Regions from separate parts of the Homo sapiens genome. Here all the other regions are linked to region 1. The links are chromatin loops, found by intact Hi-C in ENCODE. Cell type or tissue: natural killer cell. All regions are shown on one strand. Links, peaks and the distances in the headings refer to the core of each region. The heading gives the core; the rest is flanking DNA.

Region 1 (3,811 bases), core at 507-3,006:
GACACTGTGATAAACAATACTGTTTTGAGTCCCCGTGTAAACACTATTCATTGATTTACAAAGTTACAGACAAAGATGATGGAATTACAATTAGAGAGCAGAAGGCAAATCTTACTAATCTCAACATCATGTAGGAACAGCAAAAACGGAGGGAAGCAAATTGTTAATGTGAATGATAGAGGAGAGTTTGTATAGCTGAAATACAAGATTTCAGATCAGAAGAGCTCGCCAGTGGCTGTAAGAAGACTTCCATCTAGGATCATGACTTCAAGAAAAAAGCAGAAAGGAAAAGCAGGTTATCTGCCAAAGAATGAGGATCAAGCTGGCATTAAATTTCACATCAGCAATACTAGATGCTCAAGAAAAAGGAAGAATGCCTTTTTATTGGGAGATGGAAGTGGAAGAAAAGGACTGAAAAGATGAGGACTCACAATAAATTGCTTACTGTTAAAGGAACAAATGTTTTCCTTACATAACCAATAAAGGTCTAAAATAGAAATATGACTAACGGGAGATATTGAGTGACTTAAGTTACATTCTCATCTGTCAGTGTAGGAAAACAAATATCATATATAAAACTAATAACTCAAGAGTTATCAATGTAAGCATATTATTCAGAGATAGAGAGGTTACTAACCAAAAAATGCTATAAAAATTAAAAGTTACATGTGTGGAGAGACATTGAGGATAAGAGGAGTGGGACAGGAATGATTACTCTTCAGCTGGAGTGCTTTTGTCTTTTGTTATTGTTGTTATATGGAATTTTCTCTTTTTGATAAAATTTTTAAATGGTTAATATAAAAACTCAAGTATACAAATGTTACTAAGACATGTGCAATCCACTATTAGACACAGTTGATCAAATTTATGTAAAACTTAAGCGACAAAGTATTCTTCTACAATATATTTAATGCTGAACATGATTTCAGGACAGGGAGATGCTCACTTTATTTTGATAAACAGCCATTAATTCTCTAATGTTCAAACCCAACAAGATGTAGAGTGTTCTCCAGTATCGCCTTCCATTTGGAGACATCTGTGCTCATTGATCTACAAAGGGCAGGGAATGCCTGATTATTTTATTATGTCATTTGCTACTACAGGAATTATTCATGATCATTTACCAGCAAGCTGAGAACACGTGGGGCTGATATCTTGATTCAGAACACCAAGCCTAAAAGGGATACAAGTACTTAGTAAATTTAGAAGCCGATTCCACTCTACCACCAGCACCCCCTTCATCTTACCTTTAAACACATGCATTTATCACCATCTACCTTTAAACACATGCATTTATCACCAGAAACTGTATGTGCATTTTGCAAAGAATGTCCTTTTGTGCAGCAGAGAACAAAGGGATTTTTCTGCAAAACGATACTGAAACCTGATCACTGATGCATACTCTCTTGCCAGCATCTTGCCTATTGAATATCATCCCAGCCTATTATTCCCATATTGTTCTCTTTGGAAAACAAAAAGATGAGGAGTCCATTTAAAGTGCTCAAACAGCACCCTCTGCTGGTTGAGTTTAAGCTGAAGATTTGATGTGTAGCAGGGCTTAGTGACACATGGCAGAAAGAAGAAAAGAAAGCAAGGGAAAAACTGTAGACCAGGATGCATAAGGCAAACATAAATAGAACTCCATCAGTAATTTTGGTTACATATAAGGAAACGGATATTTTAGGCATCATAGCACATATATAGTGCAAAGACACTGTATTAATTCCTAATAGAATACTCCGTTCTTACAAAAAGAATATATTGAGCGACTTTGCATATTACCTTCAAGTTCTTTACTTTACAAAATAATTCACAAATTCCCCCAGTGAGTTCCTCTAGTGCTCTGAATATGTGGCATGACTTACACTCTATCTTTGGGTAACATATTAACTGTGCAAAACTAACTGCAAACTGTTTCTTAGGTCACAGACCAGGGCTCTTCATGATACCAGAGATACCTGCACTTACGTGACGTGTTTTTAAGTGTTTAGGAAACATTCAAAATTAATTTTTAATGTCTTGCTAATATGTAAGAAACAAGGGTTTGGAGATGGCAAGATTAATTTCTCCAACAAAGAAAAAAATGAGTAGCATATGTTCTCCAGGGCAGGGGATCTGGAGATCTGTTTTGCTTAATATAGTATAAATTCTTAATATATTGAGTAGCAATTAAAAACAAGTGCAGTCTTACATTTTAGAAGAGTGGAGCTAGGATTTTTTTATATCTTTGACTAAAAATCAATTAGATATTCAGCTCTCCCTGCTTGCCCAGGGAGTGGAGTTCACTTCCCATTCTCACTAAGCGTTGGTAGCAGAGAAAACAGTCAACAGATTTTAGACAGTTACATAGTGAGACACCCTACGGGCCTTTATTCTGTTTCCTCCAAAGTAAGAGCAGGGGAAATTTAAATGTCCACAGTCACCAAGCCATAAAGTACATGAACGGCACACACTGAGTTTGAGGAAAAGCACGTGATCCTCTTGGTCTATCTTTAATTTTTGGTGGAGACAACAATATCAAGAAACAATTATCCACTATAAGAAAAGCAACAGTGCAAATATGATGATAAACGATAACTGAAGCCTTGCTTTGATGTTAGGGAGAAAATTAGGAGTAGGAAGACTGATGAAATGGAGAGTGTGTGCCTCACTTAAACTGGCCAGATACCGCCAGATGCGGTAGCTCATGTCTGTAATCCCAGCAATTTGGGAGGCTGAGGTGGGCGGATCACTTGAGGTCAGGAGATCAAGACTATCTTGGCTAACACGGTGAAACCTCATCTCTACTAAAAATACAAAAAATTAGCTGGGCGTGGTGGCATATGCCTGTAGTCTCAGCTACTCAAGAGGCTGAGGCAGGAGAATCGCTTGAACCCGAGAGGCAGAGGTTGCAGTGAGCCGAGATCACGCCACTGTACTCCAGCCTGGCAACAGAGTGAGACTCCGTCGCAAAACCAAAACAAACAACCAAAAAAACTGGCCAGATACTTAGCACTTGTCATTGCAGCCATGAAGCCCACAGGGACCAGGGTTGCCACATCATTTGATGATTCAAGAGGAGCTTGAAATCAGAATATTTACTCTTTGGGGCTCAAATCTTCACAAAAGAGTCTGTGAGCCAAAACAGAAAAATATTTACAAACTAAATTTATCCCATGGGCCAGCAGTGTCCAACTACCACAGACTCAAAGTTCTTTCCTTCTGCCTCAGGGCCTTTGTACATGCTCATCATTCTTCCAGTAATTTTCTTCTCTCATTCCCCCTGCCTTCCTCCTAGTTAACTACACTCATCCCTCTGATATTGACTCAATTGCCACTGCCTCCAGGAAGTCTTTTCTGATCGCTAGATTAGGTTAGGCCTCCTTGTGATATGATCTCCCACTTTTCTGCATCTTTTCATCATAGCACATAGCACAGTTTGTAATTATATGTTTATTTGTATAATTTGAATTTTTTTCTCCTCCACCATGAGGTCAGAGGCCATGTCTCTGTTGTTCAGCAGCACATTGCCTATAATAAAGGAGGTATTGGTAAATAATTGCTAAATGAATGGTTAATAACTTTAAAGTAGCTCTTCATAGTCATAGCTGGAGCTATTCGTCTGTGATTAATATCACAGGAACCCTTAGATTTGGGCATGAAGGTGGGAAGGTCTGGGTTTGAATCTTAAACAGCCTACTTACTGTCTGAGTAAGTTGCTGACCCTCCCAGAATTTGTCTCCTCATCTAAAAAAAATGGACCTCAGATTTGTGCTGAGGACATACCTAAATACTTTTACAGTACTAACACCTAGTAGTTGTTCAATAAATG
Region 2 (3,811 bases), core at 449-2,948, 1.2 Mb before region 1:
CTTATATAAGCCCAGTTGAATAGACTGCTGAGGGAAAATCAAAGTTTAAGAGCCTGGCTTTTCCCGTTTGGCAACTTTCATTTCCTGATAATATCGGATAATTAACAAATTGTGTGTTTTAATGCCCTGTCTCTTGAAGCGCATTTGGGAAAAATACTTCTTGTGCCCTCTGAGTAATGGCTTAAATGGAAGAACATGCTCAAAAGAATGCTTTTTCTCAATGCATGAAACACACTCAGCATTTATTATTTTAATTGCTACACATCATGTGTATACTCGTTCGTGTAATTATATACATATTTAAAGGGCAAGAGGAAAAGATTATTTTAGGACTCTATAATTCATTATGAGCAAGGCATTGAAAATTTCTAACTCAAGATGAAAATTCATAAAAATTCTTTGGCAAAAACACCTTAGTATTCTCAATACGGTAACTGACTTTTTTTTTTTTGCGTTATGAAATAACTAGATACTACCGTGCGTTGCTTTTGGATAAAAGGGGAATGCTGTTTCTTAGCCTTTCTGTCTCTTTACTAAATGGATAATTCAGGACTGGGAAATGCAGCTCTAAGTTTGTTGTTTACGAAAAACACATGCTAATGTAACAGCGTATGAGGAATTAAAGAGAAAATGTCAAACGCGCCTTGACATCCAAAATGCATTTAGCTGTTGGCTTTTACTACAGGGCCTTTCACTCTCCAGCCGACCCCCTCCAAGACCAAGTGTTTTTGCGTGTTGGGCTAAAAATAGCCAGCCAAGCCTAACAACTAGCTTCTGATTGGCTCAGAGCAAAGGCCACTCAGCCAATAAGAGCTTCTGGGAACAAAAGCAATTCTTTTGTGTGAGATACTCAACCCACGTCAAAACAGCTTCAGGCTGTAGAAATGATTTTGGTTGAGCTTTAACAAGGTAATAATGCATTTCAGCCCTCTGAAAGGTTTGAAGCGGAACAAAGGGAGTAGTGAAATCTACAAAACAAATGGAGCGCTCAAGGCTTTCATGGGATGAATCATCCGGGTGCCTGAGCTACAAACAGTTGCAAGCTCAGAAAAGAAAAAGCGCTAGGATTTTCTTTCTTTCTTCCTGAGATTTTAACTTATTTTTCAAGCGAAAAACAAAACAAAACAAAAACAAAAAACTAACGAAAAGCCATCAAAGGCGTTGTATCTTGACTATGCCCAAATTTGTTATTATGCTTATTTGATGATGAATAAAAAGCAATTCTTCCACGGTTCCCTTAAATCTCACAAAGAGAAAACAAATGTATGTGTAGTAGATAGTAGGTAGTAAAGCTCCCGAAACTTTGGGCTTTCGTTTTTGGGCACCAAAAGCAGCCCATGTTTTCAGAGTAAAGGCAGGTCTTGATTAATGCTGTGATAGTTCTCAAGGTAAGCAAATTACAGCAGCACTTGATTGGAGAAAAGCATTGAAGTTTTGGAGGTTTTGGCCACTTTCAAGGCATTGTGCCTCTAGGGGTCGCTGTTGGACAGCGGACGAACCTCTTCAGGGCATCCTTCCCCCTTTAATAGTCACTAAAAGAAGAAGCTTAGTAGGCGCCTTTCAGGTAGAACAAAAGGGAGTGGGGAGTCAGTGTTTGAGACCCTTGAGCATGGTTTATGGTCATCACTATGGGACAAAGCATCCCATAACAATGCAGATTACTTTATATGGAAATGAAATGCCATAAAGGACAAAATGTTGCTACAGTAACCACTGAAAATGTTACATAACACATAGGAGCTCATAGGCCATTTCATGGCCTTAAACTGGCTTTATTGTATGGAAAATAATTAAAAGATGATGTGGTGCTTTATAGGCTTCCTTTTTAGGAAACAGAAGGACCCACACTTTAACCTCTCACATAGGAAACCTGTATAGGTTACCAAGTCCTGAAGTTGGCAGAGAAATACAGGTCACAAACAGACTGTTCCCATGTTCTCCTCCCAGAAAACTATGGATTCAATGTAACTTTTTCCCTTGAATATAGCTTTTATGATAAACAATTAGTAAATGAATCCTTAATTAAGCTTTATTCCTGGTGTGGCACAACAAGACCTAAGAAAATCAAACATCTCAGTAAAACTGAAACATATTTTTATTATCTGATTGGTTATAATCAAGAAGCAATATTTCTGTAACAGTTACCTGTCTAAGGAAATGCATAATCTGTCATAAAATATTGCATTCATCAATTATTGGCCCCAGCTGCATTTATGAGCCTATAATCTTTTGCCATAAAACATGGATGTTGGGGAGAGGGGCTGTAGAGAGGAGTATCATATTCATTAACCAATACTACAGAAACTAAAAGTGGTAGTAGACCCTTTTTTTTCTATTGCATTCAGTTTATAATAGTTTCCTTTGACAATAATAATTATAATAATAAAAGAAAAAGAAAAATCCACCTAGGAATTGTATTCCTAAACAACGAAATCTCCAGATGACTACGGATATGTAGTTTTCAACATGCAATATCTGGAAAGAATGTGGGTTCTGTTTCTTTGCAGTAATTCTGTGTGTTTTATAGTCTTTGCTTTATCATCCTGGCCTAGAGCCAGTTAAAGAAATTCATCACCAAATGTGCAACAACCCATGAGAGGGAGTCCAGCATTGAGTTTGGAAATAGAATGAGGTGATTGTAGAGGAAGAGGCCGAGGCTGTCAGTGATGTATTTCCCTATCTCCCTGAGCCTGTCAGCTATTGAGTTGCTCAAGTCCCAGCCCTGACACCTAGCTGCCCCTGTGCCACCATCAGGATGCCCAGTGAGAGAAGAAGAGATGGGGAAATGGAAAGAAATCATCCTGTCCCACCTGCCCATGCAGTAAAGAAGACAAGGAAGAATTTGTAGAAGCCAGGGGTGGAGAGTCTTCCCCCAGAGGAGAGAGGCTCATTGGTCATAGGCCCTAGGGCAGTGGAACCACAGCCCTGGTCCTCAGATGAATGTGGGAGAAGGCAGGATGACTCCAGAGTTGAATATTAGATGTCAGGAGCCCGCAGAAGTGAGAGATGGCTACCAGGAGATGGGACCACAGCTGGGTTCGTTCCAAACATGACCAAAGATTCCCACCTGAGACTGGTACACAAGCACTTGAGAACTGCCAGATGTCAAGGGGATCTTCTGGATAGTGAAAAAATCAGAAGTGACCATGTTAGCCAGAACATCAGCTTCTTCCCTATTTTCATGAAGATTTAAGGCTCCCAGTCTCTGGTGCTATTTTGAAAAGGCTAGAGGAATTCTTGGCAATATGGTAGAATTGAGTCTTGGAGTTAAAACTACGTTAGATTAAGATAAATAATACAAAAGCCATTTCTAACATATCTGAGATTTGCATTATACAAAAGACCATAGTTTATATTTTCTAACAACTGTGTTATTTATCACTGCATTCGTTCCTCAGTACAATCCTATAATGGAATTAGGACAGGTGTCCTGATCCATTTATGCCTAGTGTTCCATTATTGGAACGCTAAGCATCTGGGAGTTATTTATATCCTGCTGCTCAAGGTCATCACCAAGATCTGATTGCAAAAATTCAAAAAATTGCAGCTTCAGGCACAAATGGGTTAATTAGCATTAACAAAGCAAGCCCTTCTGACTTTTATGTTATTCTTCACAAAACTCTCTGGGATTTGTCATTATTATATTAAGTAAACATTTTGAAGTTTTGTAAACACTAAGTTGAGGGACTTGGCAAAGATCATTCAGGCTCTGTCTTCTGTGCTGAAACAAAATTGATAATTGAGATACTTTTCTGAGTAATTTTATTATGAAATCCTCCTCTTATCAGAAATACCTGCATCATGTTTCATT
Region 3 (3,811 bases), core at 449-2,948, 580 kb before region 1:
TTTATCTCCCCACCCATCATCCACCTCAACAGTACCAAGCTCTTAGTGAACGATCATTCCAAAGAGTCTGTATATAGAGCAAGAGCCAGACATGAATACAGTCTGAAACAAACACACTCATTCAAACATACATTTATTCATTCAATAAATATGTATTGGGTGCTTACTCTGTATCAGGCATGAGTCCAAGGAATGGGGCTATAGTAGTGAGCAAAACACACAAGATCCTGTCCTTAAAAAGCTTACATTCTAGTATGGGGAAGTAGACAATCAGCAAATAAATATATTATGTTGGGTATTAAGATTCAGGGTTCAAAGAAAAATAAAGCAGAGTAAATAAGAGAATAGAGAGTGACAAAGTGCTTTTTTTTTAATCTAACTCTTTTATTATCTCTTCTTCACCAACTAAGATATGTACACTCCCAGCAGAGCTGTACTTTCAAATGTATCTACTAGGTATAAGCGCACATTTATAAGATGTTTTTGTACCATATTTGTACCAGTTATATTCTGCATAATTGTATAGAAAAAGACACTGAGAAAGAAACTATTTCATTAATTCATGCTGCAAATATTTATTGAGCACCTACGCTGGGCCGGGTGATATTTTTAAAACAGGGAATCCAACAGTGAGCCAAACGGACAAAGATGCTTGCTCTCATGGACTTCCATCATGGCCAGGAGAGTGGGAAAATAAACAAAAAACATAATAAACACATGTTAGAAGGTGATATGTAAAATGGAGAAAAGAAACGCACAGCAAGATAAGGAGATCAGGAGTACAGAGGAGAAACCAACAGGTTATAATTTAAAATAGTTGAACAACTTTCTCTTGATCAGGTAGTATGCAACTAAAATAACCCCCATTTGAAAATCAAGCCCTGGTTTTTAGTTCATTCATTCCTACAGTCAATGTGTCATCAACTAAAAGAAAACACAGGATGTTTTGCGTTGAATGTTCTATTTAAGTCCATAGAAAGAAATGTTATTCTTTCTAAGTCATTTTTGCCCTTTCCTTTCCCTTGCTTCAGAAAAAAATATTAGGGAGCTGGCAGCTGAAACAATGTAGGGATGGGAGAGGGGAAAGGAAGGAAAAACTAAAGGCCAACATTCATGCCGGTTGACTGTTTTAACAAGGATGTAGCTGTGATCCAGCCCTCCTGGATCCCAGTACAGCCTTGCTAGGAAGCCCACAAAAGCAGTGAGGACAGACAGTGAGCATTTTCCATTAAGTGTGGCATTCACTTTTTTCAAAAAGTTATGAGATGTTAATATAGATTTGAATTTTAATCAGATTTAATATGGGAACAGAGTATTTTTCTGCAAATGTGAAATTTTTCTAGGCTTTTGGGAAAATGTCATCCATATAAAGGCTAACTACTGTTTTACCTATAAAACTGCCATTCTTCATTGGTTTTTCAGGAAAGAAAAAGTACGATGATACAATGAAATATTATTGCAAAGATTTCTTATTTCTTGTGAACATTAATGGTTTCTGAGGGTATTTTAAAAATCAAACTAAGAACGCTTGTAAGCTTAAGGCAAGGATTACAGAATTTCAGTTAATAAATCAAGAAAACAGACATAACAAATCTATTTCTTGATAATAATAGTAATAATTTAAGAGCTCTCAACAAATTCTTTAAAATATCATGTAGACTTAGTGCTAGAAATGCCAATAGCAGTAATTCTGCCTCAAACCAAAAGGGGTTCAAAGTCAGGACTGCATGTCCAGAAAAAAATATACTTAGTGGCTACCACTCTCTGCTGCCAGCAATGTAATACTATTATCTCAGATGTATTGTGTTAGCAGCTACTGTATATCAAGCATTTTTCTGAATCCTTTTACAGACTGTAAAATAAATACTTTAGCAAACCCTTACCATAGCCATGTGAGGGAGACATTGTTCCCATTTAACAGATGACAACATTGGCTTAGAAATGTGACATAACTACCCAAGGGCATACAACAACTAACACTGGAATCTAATCCACATGTGTCTGATTCTGAAAGCAGCACCTTGGCCCATATTTTCTCCCTTCTTTTTTTTCCTCTGCATTACTTTTTCCCCACATACTCTTCCAAAAATATGTACTTATTTTACTATTTTTACAAAATTTTTGGAATATAATTTTTACATATTTACTACATCTAGTTGATTGACCAATCAGTGTATTCTGTAAACCTCAGGAAAGAAGTCCTCTGGGTTGTTACAGGGCAGGCTGGATCCTGGGAGTCACTATTATCTCTCTTAGATAAATCAAGCTGTTTTCTACATGACTAGTTTATCTAACAATTCATTGGTCAGACATCAGATAGGAACTCTCCCCCATCCTCAATCCGCTTCCTACCCACCCTCAACCCCAAGAATTCTCTAAAGGCCACTAAAAATCAAAAAAACAACATCAGAATTAGCATTTGCTGGAAATTAGGAAAATAGTGACAGAATTCCCTAAACCTCCTTTTTTTCAAGTCTGACTTTTGTATTCCTTAGAGAAAACAAAGGCAAAACCCCTTAAAATTGTGTTTGGGGGATGGACCTTTCCTGCAAGCTTGATATTTTCCATCTGTGCATATATTTGGATGTCTAAGCATGTGTTTATAACATATAATCCCATTATTAAATATACAGAATAATAAGAAAATATATTGGAGAGAGGGAAAACTATTTACTCAAAGGATTTTTTTACATTAAAATAGAAATCTCTACTGCATTCTTTTGCAAAATAAATTGCTAGGAACTGTGAGATGCCCATTTTTCTTTCTAACTCAGACCAGACAGGCAGACTGAGAAACTAAGCAACCTATGGCAAAGGCAGAAGGAAGGTGTGCAATGAGGGAATGGGGCAGCTCAGCTGGTATGCTAATGAGCTCTCCTCAAAACCATTGGCCCAAAATGTCTTAAATGGACTTCCATTTATAAAAATTAAATGTACCCATTTTTAAACTCACATATATAACCTATAGAAAGATCTGCCTAGGTAGTAAACTTGAATATGTGTATCAATGAATGAGAACATTGGTCTATGGATGTCAAGTCTGGTATGTATCAGAAGCGCTTGGAGTGGTTTTTAACTTAGGTAATTTGGGCACCACAGCTGACAATTCTGATTTAGTGGATCTGGGAGGAATTCAGGCATGGGCATCTTAACAAGTCCTTCCGAATCCACCCACATCCAACCACCATGTACATATATACACGTGATTCTGAAACACACCTAATTCTAGGCTATTTAATGGAAAATGGTCGATAGTTCCTCTATGTTGAGGGAGACAAGGTAGACATTCCACAGGACACCCTGGAGGAAAGGAATCATTCCTGACTTGTCCAAGATGTTAACTAAAAGGTATATGCAATCTTTATAAGGAGAAACTGATGCCCACAGCTCCTTAACTAATGCATTTGGTTTATAGAGCGTATTTTATTTAAAATTTTAAAGGCTACTGAAATTCCTCTCTCGAAACTCTCCCTCACTTACATAACCTTAGCCCTATTCTTACATTACCTAGCCCATTCTCTTTACTTCTATTATTGCAGTTTCTGACACATAATTTCAAATGAAGATCGATAGATGCTTCTAAGGGAAAAAATGAAAAACATTAGCTTTTCTCAATGCTCATTAAATTCATATGCGCTCTCTTGGTCAGCTGGGGCTGCCATAACAAAATACCATTGACTGGGTGGCTTGAACAGCAGACATTCATTTCTCATGGTTCTTGAGGTTGAGAAATCCAAAATCAAGATACTGGCCAATTTGGTTCCTCGGTGAGGGCTCTCTTCCTGTCTTGCGGTCAGTCATCTTCCCACCG

Evidence for each region. Hi-C counts contacts between places; a loop is a spot of excess contacts. Peaks named below come from ENCODE experiments on the same cell type or tissue, not always from the same donor. Only the 100,000 strongest peaks of a DNase experiment are listed, where the experiment ranks them.
Region 2: it touches region 1 in a loop (21-fold over the local background); 79 of 110 quality-filtered maps call a loop at or near these places.
Region 3: it touches region 1 in a loop (5-fold over the local background); 23 of 110 quality-filtered maps call a loop at or near these places.

Annotation. Positions count from the first base shown.
Region 1 is chr12:92,569,036-92,572,846 of GRCh38, forward strand. All of the region lies in intron 1 of LOC105369905 (a long non-coding RNA gene), which reads left to right. Among named protein-coding and RNA genes, the nearest start is that of LINC02397, 100 kb to the left of the region's middle. RefSeq lists an enhancer at 1,487-1,616. In natural killer cell, for the core only: a CTCF peak has its summit at 1,467 (motif pointing left); a DNase peak (open chromatin) is centred at 1,516; H3K27ac peaks cover 363 bases.
Region 2 is chr12:91,380,739-91,384,549 of GRCh38, forward strand. All of the region lies in intron 4 of LOC105369896 (a long non-coding RNA gene), which reads right to left. Among named protein-coding and RNA genes, the nearest start is that of LINC02823, 56 kb to the left of the region's middle. RefSeq lists enhancers at 154-987, 988-1,819. In natural killer cell, for the core only: CTCF peaks have their summits at 1,481 (motif pointing right) and 1,691; DNase peaks (open chromatin) are centred at 863 and 1,463; H3K27me3 peaks cover 385 bases.
Region 3 is chr12:91,989,698-91,993,508 of GRCh38, forward strand. It overlaps LINC01619 (long intergenic non-protein coding RNA 1619), which reads right to left. Exons shown (of 5, transcript NR_132341.1): 2 at 3,673-3,811. Among named protein-coding and RNA genes, the nearest start is that of LINC02404, 120 kb to the left of the region's middle. In natural killer cell, for the core only: no CTCF peak of the experiment used is centred there; a DNase peak (open chromatin) is centred at 1,924.